2 separate regions of the Homo sapiens genome follow, and region 2 is linked to region 1. A link is an interaction called in ENCODE POLR2A ChIA-PET data of the cell type or tissue named here. Cell type or tissue: B cell. All regions are shown on one strand. Links, peaks and the distances in the headings refer to the core of each region. The heading gives the core; the rest is flanking DNA.

What was found. Peaks named below come from ENCODE experiments on the same cell type or tissue, not always from the same donor. Only the 100,000 strongest peaks of a DNase experiment are listed, where the experiment ranks them.
Region 2: POLR2A ChIA-PET joins it to region 1 with 6 read pairs; 2 of 35 experiments call an interaction of 5 or more read pairs at or near these places.

The regions. Positions count from the first base shown.
Region 1 is chr22:40,126,700-40,134,473 of GRCh38, reverse strand. It overlaps a transcript of TNRC6B not described here. Among named protein-coding and RNA genes, the nearest start is that of TNRC6B, 47 kb to the left of the region's middle. In B cell, for the core only: no CTCF peak of the experiment used is centred there; no DNase peak of the experiment used is centred there.
Region 2 is chr22:40,624,854-40,632,627 of GRCh38, reverse strand. All of the region lies in intron 1 of MRTFA (myocardin related transcription factor A), which reads left to right. Among named protein-coding and RNA genes, the nearest start is that of MRTFA, 8.0 kb to the left of the region's middle. In B cell, for the core only: no CTCF peak of the experiment used is centred there; no DNase peak of the experiment used is centred there; H3K27ac peaks cover 548 bases.

The DNA of each region.
Region 1 (7,774 bases), core at 1,542-6,541:
TTGTGTCTCCTTAGCTGTCTCTTGGCTGTGACAGTTCCTCAGATTTTTCTCAGTTTTCCTTGAGTTTTCAGGAGTGCTGATCAGGTATTCTGCAGAACATTCCGCTAGTGGAATTTGTCTGATGTTTTTCTCATGATTAGACTGGGATAATGGGTTTTAGGGAAGACAACTAGAAATTGAAGTGCCATTTCCTCACATCGTACCAAGGGTACAAAGTATAAAAATGACTTATCACTGTTGATGTTGACTTGATTGCCTGACTTTAGGGTTCTCCACTGTGTGAATCCACACTTTAAGAGTGGAAAGTTATGCTCCACATCCTTGAGGATAGAGTATTTACTAAACTTTTTGCAATTATTCCACTCAGGAGGTTACAATGGTGGTTTTAAACCACTAAGTTTTGATGTGATGTAACAGACATCAAGATATCTGAAACACAATCAAATTTTTCACCATCTCCCATCGCATATTACCTGTTTTTTTTTTTTTTTTTTTTTTTTTTTGAGACGGAGCTTTGCTCTTGTTGCCCAGGCTGGAGTACAATGTCACGGTCTCGGCTCACCACAACCTCCGCCTCCTGGGTTCAAGTGCTTCTCCTGCCTCAGCCTCCCGAGAAGCTGGGATTACAGGCACATGCCACCATGCCTGGCTAATTTTTTGTATTTTCAGTAGAGACAGGGTTTCTCCATGTCGGTCAGGCTGGTCTCGAACTCCCAACCTCAGGTGATCCGCTCGCCTCGGCCTCCCAAAGTGCTGGGATTACAGGCATGAGCCACCGTGCCCGGCACATTACCCCTTATATGCTATACACAGTTCCCTCTGCATATAATAGCCTTCTCCCCCTCACCCATTCAACAACAAACCAATAAAAACCATGAAACCCGTCTTTCTACAATGCCCAGTTCAAGTGTTCCCTCTCCATTGTGGACTTCCTTCCAGAAAGAATTCATTGCTTTGCCCTAGGCACATATTTAATATCGGTATCATAGCCTGTATGGTATGGTTACCTCCCTCAACTAGGTTAAAAGTGCCCGAAATGCAGAGACCATGTCTTACATAAATCACTTTGCATGCCTGTACCTACGACATCAGCAACTAGTAGGTGCCCAATAAATGTTTGTTGCATTAAAAAAACTGAATGACTATAAAAGTATGTCATTTTTGATAATATCTCAATAAAAAGAAGAGATGATACAAATAAACAGCTTAGTTCAGCATGTGTCAGTAAATCCACAATAGAGCTGAAACCTCCCAGTAATGTACAGTTCCACTATGTGACAGCGAAACCAGACACTAAGAAAAATGAGCATTACATTTAACCAGTCAAAGCCACATGTGACAGATAAAATAGTAGTATCTGTTTTCAGATCAGTGTGATAATATAAGCACATAAATGCCAAATAAAATAGGTCACATGAATTTCTCTCTACGGGAATCAGGCCAATGAAGCATATACATATCTGTGCCTCCGGATTTTACAGAATATATATATATATATATATATTTTTTTTTTTTTTTTTTTTTTTTTTTGAGACAGAGTCTTGCTCTGTCCCCCAGGCTGGAGTGCAGTGGCGCGATCTTGGCTCACTGCAAGCTCCGCCTTCCAGGTTCACGCCATTCTCCTGCCTCAGCCTCCCAAGTAGCTGGGACTACAGGCGCCTGCCACCATGCTCGGCTAATTTTTTTGTATTTTTAGTAGAGATGGCGTTTCACTGTGTTAGCCAGGATGGTCTCGATCTCCTGACCTCGTGATCCACCCGCCTTGGCCTCCCTAAGTGCTGGGATTACAAGCTTGAGCCACTGCGCCCAGCCTTTTTTTTTTTTTTTTTGAGATGGAGTCTCACTCTGTTGCCCAGGCTGGAGTACAGGGGCATGATCTTGGCTCACTGCAACCTCTGCCTCCCATGTTCAAGCAATTCTCCTGCCTCAGCCTCCCAAGTAGCTGGGACTACAGGCCCCTCGCCCTCGCCCTCGCCCTCGCCTCGCCTTTATTGAGATGGAGTTTCACACTGTCACCCAGGCTGGAGTGCCGTGGTGTGATCTTGGCTCACTGCAACCTCTGCCTCCTGGCTCCGTCCCGTCCCGTCCCGTCTCGTCTCGTCTTTATTGAGATGGAGTTTCACACTGTCACCCAGGCTGGAGTGCAGTGGTGTGATCTTGGCTCACTGCAACCTCTGCCTCCTGGGTTCAACTGATTCTCCTGCCTCAGCCTCCCGAGTAGCTGGGATTACAGGCACAGCTGGGATTACAGGTGCACACTAACAGGCCCAGCTAATTTTTGTATTTTTAGTAGAGATGGGGTTTTGCTATGTTGGCCAGGCTAGTCTCAAACTCCTGACCTCAAGTCATCTGCCTGCCTCGGCCTCCCAAACTGCTGGGATTACAGGCGTGAGCCACTGCACCCAGTCACAGAAGGTAATTTTCATATTTAACCTCTAAAAATATGGAACAATAAGACAGATCCATGGGTAACTCTGTTAATTTGATTCAATTTTATCTCTCACATACACAGCAGAAAAATTAAATAAGCCCTGAAGTGGTCCTTGGGAAAAATGTAAGAAATATTCACTGTTCCTCCAAAGGATATGTTCAGAGGCATCTGAAGTTTTACATTAACAAAAACTCTGTCAACTTGTCTTCCTTCAGCATTTACAATAGAAGCTTTCACAACAATAGCAGAACTCTCTTTGAGAAATTTGTTAGGTCATACAAAATTGCAATCTGGTGACCATTCAGGGAAAAAAAGCTCGTTCTAAACTGATGTGAAATTTAACATTCTTTCTTCCTGCCTCCACTTTAAGTGGTTGGAGCTCCAATAATTAAAACAAAGAATAAATAATAGTTTAAGGAGTCAATTCTGTGTATCAACACCCAACACAGTTCCTAGCACACAGTAGGTGCTCAATAAATATGTGCTGAATTAATCAGGAGAGAGGAGGGGAGGAAAGGAGGCAAAAATAAGGAATTATGCTTGTGCATAATTCAGGAATGATCTATAATCTGTTTACAGCAGTCTTTTAGAAACCATCACCTGCTTTATATCTTTCTGGCAGAGAAAAAAAAAAAAATCCCTAAACTCAAGAGGTCAAAGTCTACAATTCCCAACTCCCGAAGAATATATAATCCTAATCCATCTCTGAACTTCAATAAACATCTCTCTCCAAGAAAATGTTACGGAAGATGCTGCACAGTTTCAGAGAGCACTCTTCAAGAGGAACAGCAAAATTCACTTCCTCCAATAAGACTTCTATACCGCGCTGGGCACAGTGGCTCAGCCTGTAATCCCAGCACTTTGGGAGGCTGAGGCGGGCGGATCACGAGGTCAGGAGATCGAGACCTTCCTGGCTAACACGCTGAAACCCCGTCTCTACTAAAAAATACAAAAAATTATCTGGGCAAAAAATTATCCGGGCGTGGCGGCAGGCGCCTGTCAAGTCCCAGCTACTCGGGAGGCTGAGGCAGGAGAATGGCGTGAACCCGGGAGGCGGAGCTTGCAGTGACCCGAGATCGCACCACTGCACTCCAGCCTGGGCAACAGAGCGAGACTCTGTCTCAAAAAAAAAGACTTCTATACCAACCCTGCCCATCCATAAGGGCTCCTGATCTATACTTGCACAACTTACCTGGATATTTTGTAAACCATATTGACCGTTTATTCATTTGTTAACTATTTTTTTTTTTTTTTTTTTTTTTTAGACGGAGTCTCCCTGTCGCCCAGGCTGGAGTGCAGCGGCGCAATCTTGGCTCACTGCAAGCTCCACCTCCCGGGTTCACGCCATTTTCCTGCCTCAGCCTCCCGCGGGGGACTACAGGCATCCGCCACCTCGCCCGGCTAATTTTTTTTTTTTGCATTTTTAGTAGAGACGGAGTTTCACCGTGTTAGCCAGGATAGTCTGGATCTCCTGACCTCGTGATCCGCCCGCCTCGGCCTCCCAAAGTGCTGGGATTACAGGCGTGAGCCACCGCGCCCGGCCAATTCATTTGTTAACTATTCTTAGCACCTTCGCTACAACTGCAATTCCAAGCCTTTCCTCTTAATAGGAAATCAAAACTTGTCATTTCAAGTCTTCAACTGTGTACTCTACACTCTACCAACTACAATGACTTCTCTTTCGAAGGCAATACAAAGAAAAGCTGAACCCACTTCCTTTCTTTCTTTCCTCCTCCAAAACTCCCTCCGCCATTAAACAAGAGTCAGAAGAGCAGGATTTGGGCCTGAGCTCAGGCATTACTGCAGTACGAGGCCCGTTAAGCCTGGGAATCTGAGAAACCTTTTTCTAACTGCACTCTGCCTTCCTCAACCCATTTCTTCCCTCTTTTCTCAAACATGCATAGTCCTCTTCCATTTAAAAAAAATCTTTCACTTGAACTTAATCCTCCTCCTCATTGTTCTCTCTTCCATTTATTTCCAAATGTCCTAAAATTGGGTGGTGGACTATAGTCATAACTCATTTTTAAAAATCATTTAATTTCTCTTTAACCCATAAAATTTGGTTTCTGCACCTCCTACTCCAATTAAATGGCACCCTTGAACACCAGTAAGTTCTTTTTAGAAACTATCATAGAAAATTTAAAACATGTACAAAGTAAATACAAATAAACTCCTATGTACCCATCACAACACTTCAATAGTTGCCAACATTCTGCCATTCCTGCTTCATCTATACTTCCATGTATTCTCCACTCCATTTGATTGTCAGTTTCACCACATAAAACATACCTACACTGTAACCATTTTTATTGTAATTATAAACAATTGCACCCCTATCAGACACAGAACATCTCCATCACCCCCTAGAAAGTTTTCTCATATCCTTTCTCTTTAATTAGTTCTTAAACAAATCCAGGTGTCTTTTCTCACTTGTCAACCTCCTTGATTCTTGGCAGCATCTGAAGTTACTGAGTGAGCCTTTCTCTTGAAATTCCCCTTTTGATTTCTATGATGCAAAAGGATCTCAATCCATCCTCGAGTCACATCAGTTTTGGCGCCAAAATACACCTCAAGTCTGTCTTTCCTCCACTTCCAGTAACACCCATGAATGTAGTCCTACCCGAACAGCTGCACGTGCCTTCTCACCAGGCTCCCTGCTTCCACTCTTACCTCTTTCCAATCCACTGTCCAGACAGCAGACAGAGCCACCTCTTAAAATGCAAATCCTACACATCACATCACTCCTCGAGTGAACAGCCTTCAATGGCTGCCCTAGGCATGGAGAATAGGTCCACGTTGCACACTGTGGCCTCTGAGGTCTTGCAAGGTCTCTGTCTCTCTCTCTAACCTCCTGTCACACTTGGCCCACAGGTTTCTGAGAGTTCTTAGAAGAGGCCAAGGGCTTTTGCAGCTGTTTCCTGTGTCTAGAACACTGTTGCTTCAGCTCTCCACACAGCTGGCTCCCTTGCCCATTAGCTTCAGCTGAAATGTCCCCGTCTCAGAGAGACCTTCCTTGACTAGCTACGCTCTTCCTCCCAGCTGCCCTGCATGACATGGCTTTATTTTTTTCATAGTACTTACCATCATTTATAATTATTATCTTTATTTATATTTATTCATGTCTCCCACTAAAATGAAACCGCCTTGAGAGTAGGAACCATGTATTTTTGGTTCACTGTTGTATCCCATGATAACACGTGCTTAATAATTATTTATTGAAGGCCAGGCGCAGTGGCTTACACCTATAATTCCAGCACTTTGGGAGACTGCGGCAGGAGAATCACTTGAGCCCAGAAGTTCGAGACCAGCCTGGGCAACACAGCAAGACTCTGTCTCTACCAAAAAAAAAAAGAGAGCCAGGTGTGGTGGCACACACCTGTGGTCCCAGCTACTTGGGAGGCTGAGGTGGGAGAATTGCTTGAGGCTGGGTGGTTGAGGCTGCAGTGAGCTGTGAGCTGTGAGCTGTGAGCCGTGAGCCGTGAGCCGTGAGCCGTGAGCCGTGATCATACCACCACACTCCAGACTTGGTGACAGAGAAAGATCCAGTCTCAAAAAAAATATATTGAACAAAAATAAATTCAGCTGAAAATCACTTTTTGGTAAAAAATTCTCTACTTTTCCTCAAAACCTACTACCTTTCCTAATGGCCTTCTGTTAACAGACATCCACAAACTATGTAACCACAGCAAAATGACAAATTCCAGCCATACATTAAATCATTCCAAATATAAGATTTTATTGATTGATTGATTTACACCCTCGGAGGAGGAGAATGGACTGACCCCTGCGAGATGAGATCAGCCTCCAAATATAAGATTTTAAACAAAAGCAAACATCAGGAGGAAAAACATAAGAGCCTGAGTTAAACTAAGGCTGATGAAGTTGAAGTTATAATCTAATTTATAACAGAAGCATCCACTTAGTGCAAGTATAAAAAGAATGTTCTCTTATTCTTGAGTCTAATTCATTCTGAACTGATAAACTATTCAGTAATTGAAAAATCAAGAAAGCTAGTCATTTATTTTTCCAAAAAGAAGTTGAAAACTGAGTTTATGGCACAGTAATATATTCTATACCAGTCTAATTACATGTTCACCAAGCAATCTCCCAATTATACCTTCTCTTTCCAGGGAGAAAATGTACTAGCCAGAAATCCAATCTTCCTTTTTTTTGAGGCAGGGTCTGGCTTTGCTGCCCAGGCTGGAGTGCAGTGGCATGATCACAGCTCACTGCAGCGTCAACAGCCCTGGGTACAAATGATCCTCCTACCTCAGCCTCCTGAGTAGCTGGGACTGCAGGCATGCACCACCATGCCCAACTAATTTTTGTATTTTTTGGAGACAGGGTTTTGTCATGTTGCCTAGGCTGGTCTCGAAGTCTTGAGCTCAAGCAATCTGCCCACCTCGGACTCCCAAAGTGCTGGGATTGCAGGCATGAGCCCCAATCTTCCTTAACATTATATTTCACTATCAATTAGTAAATTAGGATCTTGAGGAAGGGTGTATATGTACCTCAGAAATTCTGGGGTGTGTGTATCTTGGGTGTCCTGGGTATGTGTGCCTCTGTGTGTGTGTGTGTGAGGGAGATTCCTAGATCGTGTGTGTACCTCACAGGCTCTGACTAACCCTACATCAGATTCAGGGTCTAAATGAGTCTGATGAAAACCTATATGCTTCTGCTTTAGCTACGGAAAGAAGAAAGAAATCTGGTGATATGGGAAAGGAAAACTAAGAGGACAGGATGACATCTGTCCCTCCACCCAAGCCACGGACTAGATCATAGCCCCGCAGAGGGGGCATTCAGAAAGAAATGGAAAGAGTTGTTTTCAGAGCTCCCAGGAAGAGCTACAGACAATTCTGAATGGACAGAGAGGGAAGTAAAAGTAATACTAAGGGTCTCATGTAACTATGTTAAGAAGCAGCCAAGGAAAATCAGCACATGGAGCCAGATATAGACAAAAATATAGATAAATATTTATATATAGGATTTATATATAGGATTAATATATATTTATTTTTATTTTATTTATTATATATATTTACATACAAGATTTGATGATGATAACACTCCTTAGGCTCTAGATTGAAAAAACAAAGCAAACAAATTACCATTTAAAAATTTATAATATGTAGCCATAAAAAAGAATTAAATCATCCAGGCATGGTGGCTCATGCCTGTAATCCCAGTACTTTGGAAGACCTAGGTGGGTGGAGTGCTTGAGATCAGAAGTGTGAGACCAGCCTGGACAACAAAGTGAGACCCCGTCTCTACAAAAAATACAAAAATTAGCCAGGTTTGGTGGTGTGCACCTGTAGTCCCAGCTACTCAGGAGGCTGAGGTGGG
Region 2 (7,774 bases), core at 1,078-6,077, 500 kb before region 1:
CCCGTCGCTACTAAAAATACAAAAATTAGGTAGGTTTGGTGATGCACGCCTGTAGTCCCAGCTACTCAGGAGGCTAAGGCATGAGAATCACTTGAACCTGGGAGGCGGAGGTTGCAGTGAGCCAAGATTGCACCACTGCACTCCAGCCTGGGCGGCAGAGTATCTAAAAAAAAAAAATTATCTGGGAGTGGCAGCCCATGCCTGTAATCCCAGCTACTCAGGAGGCTGAGGCATAAGAATTGCTTGAACCAGGGAGGTGGAGGTTGCAGTGAGCTGAGATCGTGCCACTGCACTCCAGCCTGGGTGACAGAGCAAAACTGTCTCAAAAAAAAAAAATTGCAGTAATATGTCAGCTGAGGTAGCAGTCATCTGAAGGCTTGACTGAGGCTGGTGAATCCTTTTTCAAGGTGGCTACTCATATTGCTGGCAGGTTGGTGCAGGCTGTTGGTGGGAGATCTCAATTCCTCTTCATGTGGGCCTCTCCGCATGAATGCCTTCATGGCATGGCAGCCAGCTTGCCTCAGAGCATGTAATACAAAAGACCAAGCTGCTGCATTGACTTTTATGACCTAGCTTCAGAAGTCACATACCATCATTTTTCCAGTATTCTGTTGGCCACACATTGTGGGAAGGGACTACACAAGAATGTAAATGGCAGGAGGTGAGGGTCATTGGGGGCCATCTTGGAGGCTGGCCACGACAGTGGGTAAAGTAGAAAATGTTGAAAAGAAGGTACTGAAGTTCTGAAGTAGGGGAGAGGGGAGGACTCAGAGTAGGAAAGATTACCTTTGGAGGAATGAAGGAATGGGAAAAATTTAATTCCTTTATCAGATATTTATAAATATTTATTGTGTGTTTACTATGTACCTTTCACATGGAGGCTAATATGTGGAGGTAGACACTAAATTAGGTTCACATGAAATGTTTTAAGTAATTTAGGCCAGTGTTGACATAAGGAAAAATATTTGAAATCTATGTGTATGGTGAAGGTGGAGTCATTTTTTTTTATATTGATGAAAACAGTAACTTAGTGATAGATGAGCAGTTACACAGCATAAGTAGTTAACATAAATACTAGAGTCATACTGCATAGATCGGAATCCTGGCTCTACTTGCCGGCCGTGTGTATGAACTTGGACTGTGTGACTATGATACTCTTGCTACTTTATATTCTCTGTGACTCACTAGCTGTAAAATGGGGATAAAAATGGGGCCTGCTTCATATTGTTGCTGTGAGGATTAAATAAAAATATATAAAGTCCTTGGAACAGCTTTACATGCATGTCATTATCATGGTTATTATGATCATCATTGGTTTTGGGCAGTAGCGTAGAACTGACTGGGTGAATTAGTTTGGAGTCAGAGAGATGAATGAATATAGACTGATATGAGTATGCAGAAGGAGGCATTTAAATGTTAACCATTGCTGCTTCACCATCAATTTTTCTATGTCAAGTACCTACATCTAGATAATTTTTATTTTACAAAGTAGAGTGAACCAGTGGCTTTATTTAGGTGAATTCCACAGTTAAAATAAGACCCAAGGAGGTGCACAAGTTGCCATTAAGGGTGTCTCTTACCATCTTGTATCTTTGAATTTACTGGGCTCTCTGTCTGTAGAATGGGTTTAGCTGGAAGCAGTACTTAAAAGAGCATGTGCTTCACAAGAGCTAGGGCCCATAATAAAAATACCTAGAATGAGAACCTGTGTGGCTGAGTTTGAGGGACAAGGTTAACCTGGAGGGAATTTCAAAGGTATAGGCCTGGTACTGTGGCTCATGCCTATAATCCCAGCCATGTGAGAGGCTGAGACAGGAGGATTGCTTGAGCCCAGGAGTTTGAGGCTGCAATGAGCTGTGATCACACCACTGTGCTCCAGCCTGGTTAACAGATGAGACACTGTCTCAAGTAAATAAATAAATTAGAAAGTTAATTATAAGAAACTTCTAAATCTGGAGTATAGAAGTTTAGGAATTCAAAGGACGGATTTTGTGAAACTGCATCAGTTTAGATAAACTCTTTAGAGGCAGTAGTGATCTTCCTAATGAAGATGACTTCCATTTTACTACTTTAGGAAGTAGATTTGTTACGTCGAAAGGAAAGGAAATAGAAATGGATTCAGCTTTCTCCAAGTTGAAGTCTGAAATCTCTGATTTTGTACAACAGAAAAACGATTCTGTTGACTTAAAAACTGCCCAGGTGTTTTTTTGTTTGTTTCTTTTGTTTTGTTTTTAAAGAGACAGAGTCTCACTCTGTCATCCAGCTACCACACCCAGGCCTGTACCTTTTATTTTTTTATTTTTATTTTTTGAGAGACAGAGTCTCGTTCTCTTGCCTAGGGTAGAGCACAGTGGTGTGATCATGGCTCACTGCAACTGCCGCCTCCCAGGTTCAAGCGATTCTCCTGCCTCAGCTTCCCAAGTAGCTGGGATTACAGGTATGTGCCACCATGCCCAGCTAATTTTTGTATTTTTTAGTAGAGGCAGGGTTTCACTATATGTTGGCCAGGCTGGTCTCAAACTCCTGACCTCAGGTGATCCGCCTGCCTTGGCCTCCCAAAGCGCTAGGATGATAAGCATGAGCCACCGTGCTTGGCCAGTCCTGTACCTTTTAAATGCCCTCCAGATTAACCTTGTCCCTCAAACTCAGCCACACAGGTTCTCATTCTAGGTATTAGTGTGGGCCCTAGTTCCACCTCTAAGCTCTTGTGAAGCATATGGTGGGATCATAGCTCACTGCAACCTCAAAACTCCTTGTCTTAAGTGATCCTTCTGCCTCTGCCTCCTGAGTAGCTAGGACAACAGCATGTACCACCATGCTTGGCTAATTTTTTTTTTTTTTTTTTTTTTTTTGAGATGGAATCTTGCTCTGTCACCCAGGCTGGAGTGCAGTGGCGGGATCTCGGCTCACTGCAAGCTCCGCATCCTGGGTTCAAGCAATTCTCCTGCCTTAGCCTCCCGAGTAGCTGGGATTATAGGCACCCACCACCACGCCCAGCTAATTTTTTGTATATGTATATATTTTTTTTAGTAGGGACGGAGTTTCACTATGTTGGCCAGGCTGATCTCGAACTCCTGACCTCAGGCGATCCATCCGCCTCGGCCTCCCAAAGTATTGGGATTACAGCGTGAGCCACTGTGCCTGGCCTGCTTGGGTAATTTTTTTTTTTTTAATTATGTTTTGAGACGGAGTCTTGCTCTGTTGACCAGGCTGGAGTGCAGTGGTTCGATCTTGGCTCACTGCAACCTCCGTCTCCCGGGTTCAAGCCATTCTCCTGCCTCAGCCTCCCAGGTAGCTGGGACTACAGGCATGTGCCACCATGCCCGGCTAATTTTTTTGTATTTTTGGTAGAGACGGGGTTTCACCATATTGGACAGGCTGGTCTCAAACTCCTGACTTCAAGTGATCCGCCCGCCTCGGCCTCCCAAAGTGCTGGGATTACACATGTGAGCCACCGCGCCCAGCCTCTGCTTGGCTAATTTAAAAAATTTTTTTTGTAGAGAAGAGAAGAGAGTCTTGCTATATTGCCTAGACTAGTCTCAAATTCCTGGCCACAGCAATCCTCCTGCCTTGGCCTCCCGAAGTGTTGGGATTACAGGTGTGAGCCACCGTGCCTGGCCAAAATTCTTAAAAATACTGAATCCATATCACATGTATGAGGAGAGAAGATAATTACACTCTGTGTCACTGCAGGTGTTAAAGCAGAAATTGGGTGACCTGTCAGGGTGCATTGGGTGGAACTAATTGCTCAAGTTGCCTTCAGTTCTGTGGTTCATGACTCAAGTCCAGTTCTCTCATTGTTTAGTGGGAGGAGGCACTGTGAAATTAAATGATTTGAGTTCCACAACAGTCCAGGGGCTGAGCCCAGGCCAGTTCCTCACACAGTATTTAAGGCCGGCTCATATAGCAGTAATAGAAGATCTGTAGAATCCTTGGAAGAAAGAGCGTTGTGAAAATGTCTTTTTTTTTTTTTACTTCCACATTTTTACTTCTGTGGTATGTTTGGTTCATTTGCTCCCCACTCATTCTTATTGATATGCATTTAGAAATCATTCTCTGTGTAAATGAGAGCTTGTAATGAGTAATTTGGCTAGTTCATTTTGAGATCTGGAGTGTGTCCTCTGTTACTGAATTTCTAGATAGGTAGGCTATTTACAGGTCTTTGTCCTCTAAAATTATGAGTGGAAATTATGGGTGATTCTGGTTTTTGAAAATAATTGTTCTTGTATTAAAATTTAAAGCATAATGGGCATAATTCAAACAAAGTTCTGAACTTCATAATATGACAGAGTAAAATATCCAGTGAGGTAACATGTCCATGTCAAGTTTTAGGGCACAGCAGATCTGGGTACTGACAGTTACCAGGTATGTGACTGTAGGCTTACTCCTTAACCTTCCTGTGATTCAGCTTCTTCATCTGTAAACTAGAGTTAATAATCCTTACAACATGAGGTCGTTATAAGGATTATGAAGAAATGTAAAGAGGGAAGTAATAGGGGCATCTACTTTATAGTAGACATTGTGCTACCTTATTAATCCTCATATGAACTCTGAAATAAGTGGTAGTAGCAGCATTTTGCAGATGAGCAAAGAGAAGCTTCTAGAGGAACTTCTAGATAACAGGATTTTTGTTGTTGTTTTGCTTTTTTGTTTTTTTTAGACAGAGTCTTGCTTTGTCTTCCAGACATGAGTGTAGTGGCAGGGTCATAGCTCACTGTGTCCTCAAACTCCTGTAACCTCAAACTGCTGAAGCAGTTCTCCTGCATAACTAGGACTATAGGCGTGTGCCATCATGCCCGGCTAAATTTTTTTGTGCAGGCGGGGTGTCACAGTGTTCCCCAGGCTGATCTTGAACTCTTGCCCTCACGCTTTGACCTCCTAAACTGTTGAGATGACAGGCATGAGCCGCTGTGCCTGGCCAGGATTTGAATCCAGATCTGTTTTTGAATTAAATAATTCTGGCTTCCTACCATGATGTATATGAAGTTCCTAACTTTGCCTCTAGTAAATGTCTTTTCGTGTTCAGTGTCTTTTGCATAGTTAGCGAAAATGTCAGTTATAGTGAGAACTCTTTGTAGTAGTAATCAAGATGTTATAGCTCAGAAAATATTCTGTGCGGTATTCATTATATGTATCTGGTTGCCATTCCTGAGGTGGAAAACTATAATAGTAACCTCACATCTTAAGTTGCTCAATTAATACTTGCCAAATAAGGGCCAGGCATTATGGCTTACACCTGTAATCCCAGCACTTTGGGAGGACAAGGTGGGAGGATCACTTGAGCCCAGGAGTTCAAGACCAGCCTGGGCAACATGACAAGACCGTGTGTCTACAAGAAGTAAAAAAAGTAGCTCAGCATGGTGACATGCACTTGTAGTGCATGAGCCCGGGAGATCGAGGCTGCAGTGAGCTGTGTTTGTGCCACTGCACTCCAGCCTGGGCAACAGAGTGAGACTGTCTCAGAAACAAAAAAATTACCAAATAAAGGCATACTGTAATATCCACATTTTTAGAATTTTTTTTTTTGTCAGTGTTTCAGTATCTTTTAAATTGTAAATGGGGTAAGTGATCCAGGGTCTCTTGATTGTGGTTAATTTGTACATATTTTCTCTACCACAAAATTTACAGGAACTTGGAAAGTTGTCCTTTCCTAATATTTTAGAATGCACTGTGTTGAATTTTGGTGTTAGAGTGGTGTTATCATGGTTGAAACTTTGGCTTTAGTTAGTGTGTGTGTGTGTGTGTGTGTGTGTGTGTGTGTTTGAGACAGGGTCTCATTCTGATACACAGGCTGGATCGCAGTGGCACGATCGTAGCTCACTGTAACCTTGAACCCCTGGCCTCAAGCAGTTCTCCCGCCTTGAACTCTCAAAGTGTTGGGACTACAGGCATGAGCCACTATGCCTGGCCCTGGCTTTGTGTTTCGTATTTAGTTATATGATGGATATATTTAAAGTAGTCTTTTTGAGTTTGCCATATATATGTGTATATATTGTCTTTCCTTTAAAATGTAGAGCAAGAGAAATTTAGAAATTAAAAGTAAGGGTTGGCTGGGCGTGGTGGCTCACGCCTGTAATTCCAGTACTTTGGGAGGATTGCTTGAGCTTAGAGGTTCAAGACCAGCCTAGATAACATGGCAAAACCCCGTCTCTACAAAAAATACAAAAAATAACCGGGCGCGGCGCTGTGCACCGATAATCCCAGCTACTCTGGAAACTTGAGGCGTGGGAGAGAATTGCTTGAGCTTGGGAGGTGAAGGTTGCAGTGAGCTGTAGTTGCGCCACTGCACTCCAGCCTGGGTGACAGAGCCAGACCTCATCTCAAAAAAAACGAGTAAATCTTAGGACAGGCATGGTAGCCCATGCCTGTAATCCCAGCACTTTGGGAGGCCAAGGTGGGTGGATCACCTGAGGTCAGCAGTTCGAGACCAGTCTGCCAAGATGGCGAAACCCCATCTCTACTAAAAATACAAAAAAATCAGCCGGGTGTGGTGGTGGGGGTCTGTAATTCCAGCTACTTGGGAGGCTGAGGCAAGAGAATTGCTTGAACCGGGGAGGTGGAGGTTGCAGTGAGTTGAGATCATGCCACTGCACTCCACCCTGGGGGACAGAGTGAGACACTTTCAAAAAAAAAAGTAAGGGTTATTTTCTTTTTTGTCCATTGTTTATGTGATCATCTTTATGAGAAGAAATCACTTGAACTAAAGCTTCTATGCAAGAGCCTTTCACTCTTTAAATTTGCACTCCAGGTTCATGCTCTAAGGTTGTGGCATTGAAGGGAAAGAGGTTGTGGGTTTTTATTCTATTTTATTTACTTATTCTGTGTTATTTATTTATTTTCATTTATGAGACGGAGTCTTCTTGCTCTGTTGCCCAGGCTGGAGTGTAGTGGCACAATCTTGGCTCACTGCAATCTCTGCCTCCGGGGTTCAAGCGATTCTTGTGCCTCAGACTCCCAAGTAGCTGGGAATTACAAGCGCCTGCCACCATGCCCGACTAATTTTTGTGTTTTTAGTAGAGATAGGGTTTCACCATATTGGCCAGGCTGGTCTCAAACTCCTGACCTCAAGTGATCTGCCTGCCTCAGCCTCCCAAAGTTATGGATTACAGGCGTGAGCCACCCTGCCAGGCCTTATTTATTTATTTATTTATTTATTTATTTATTTATTTATTTATTTAGAGAGAGGGCCTTGCTATGTTGCCTGGGCTGGTTGTGAACTTCTGGCCTCAAGCAGTCTACCTGCCTTGGCTTCCCAAAGTGTTGGGATTACAGGTTTGAGCCAACACACCCCTCCTATTTTTATTTTTTTTTTAGGGACAGGTGTCTCACTCTGTTGCCTAGGCTGATCTTGATCTCCTGGGCTCAAGTGATCCTCCCATCTTGGCCTCTTAAAATGTTGGGATTACAGGCATGAGCCACTGAGCCTTTTATTCTATTTTATAGATTCATTGAACTATTTAACATTATCTTGTTGATACTTCCTTTCCGTTCAGATGTTTTTTTGGGGGGTTAGGAGTCCTGGAATGGGAACAGGGAACCAAGAACATAATGTATCATATGCTAGTCATTTGAGATAAATTTAAAGATTTCTTTTACCCAGTAGAAGTTCATAGGATGTTATGGTTCATTTGTGTGATATCTGTCATGAGTCTTTATATACCCTGAGTCAGTGGATTAATCATTTTCCTAGATCAGACACTCTGTAGCATGAATGACCCTTTTTAAAAAGTTAATGTTTTGACCTTTACCTGAAAGCTGATTCTTAAAGTGTATC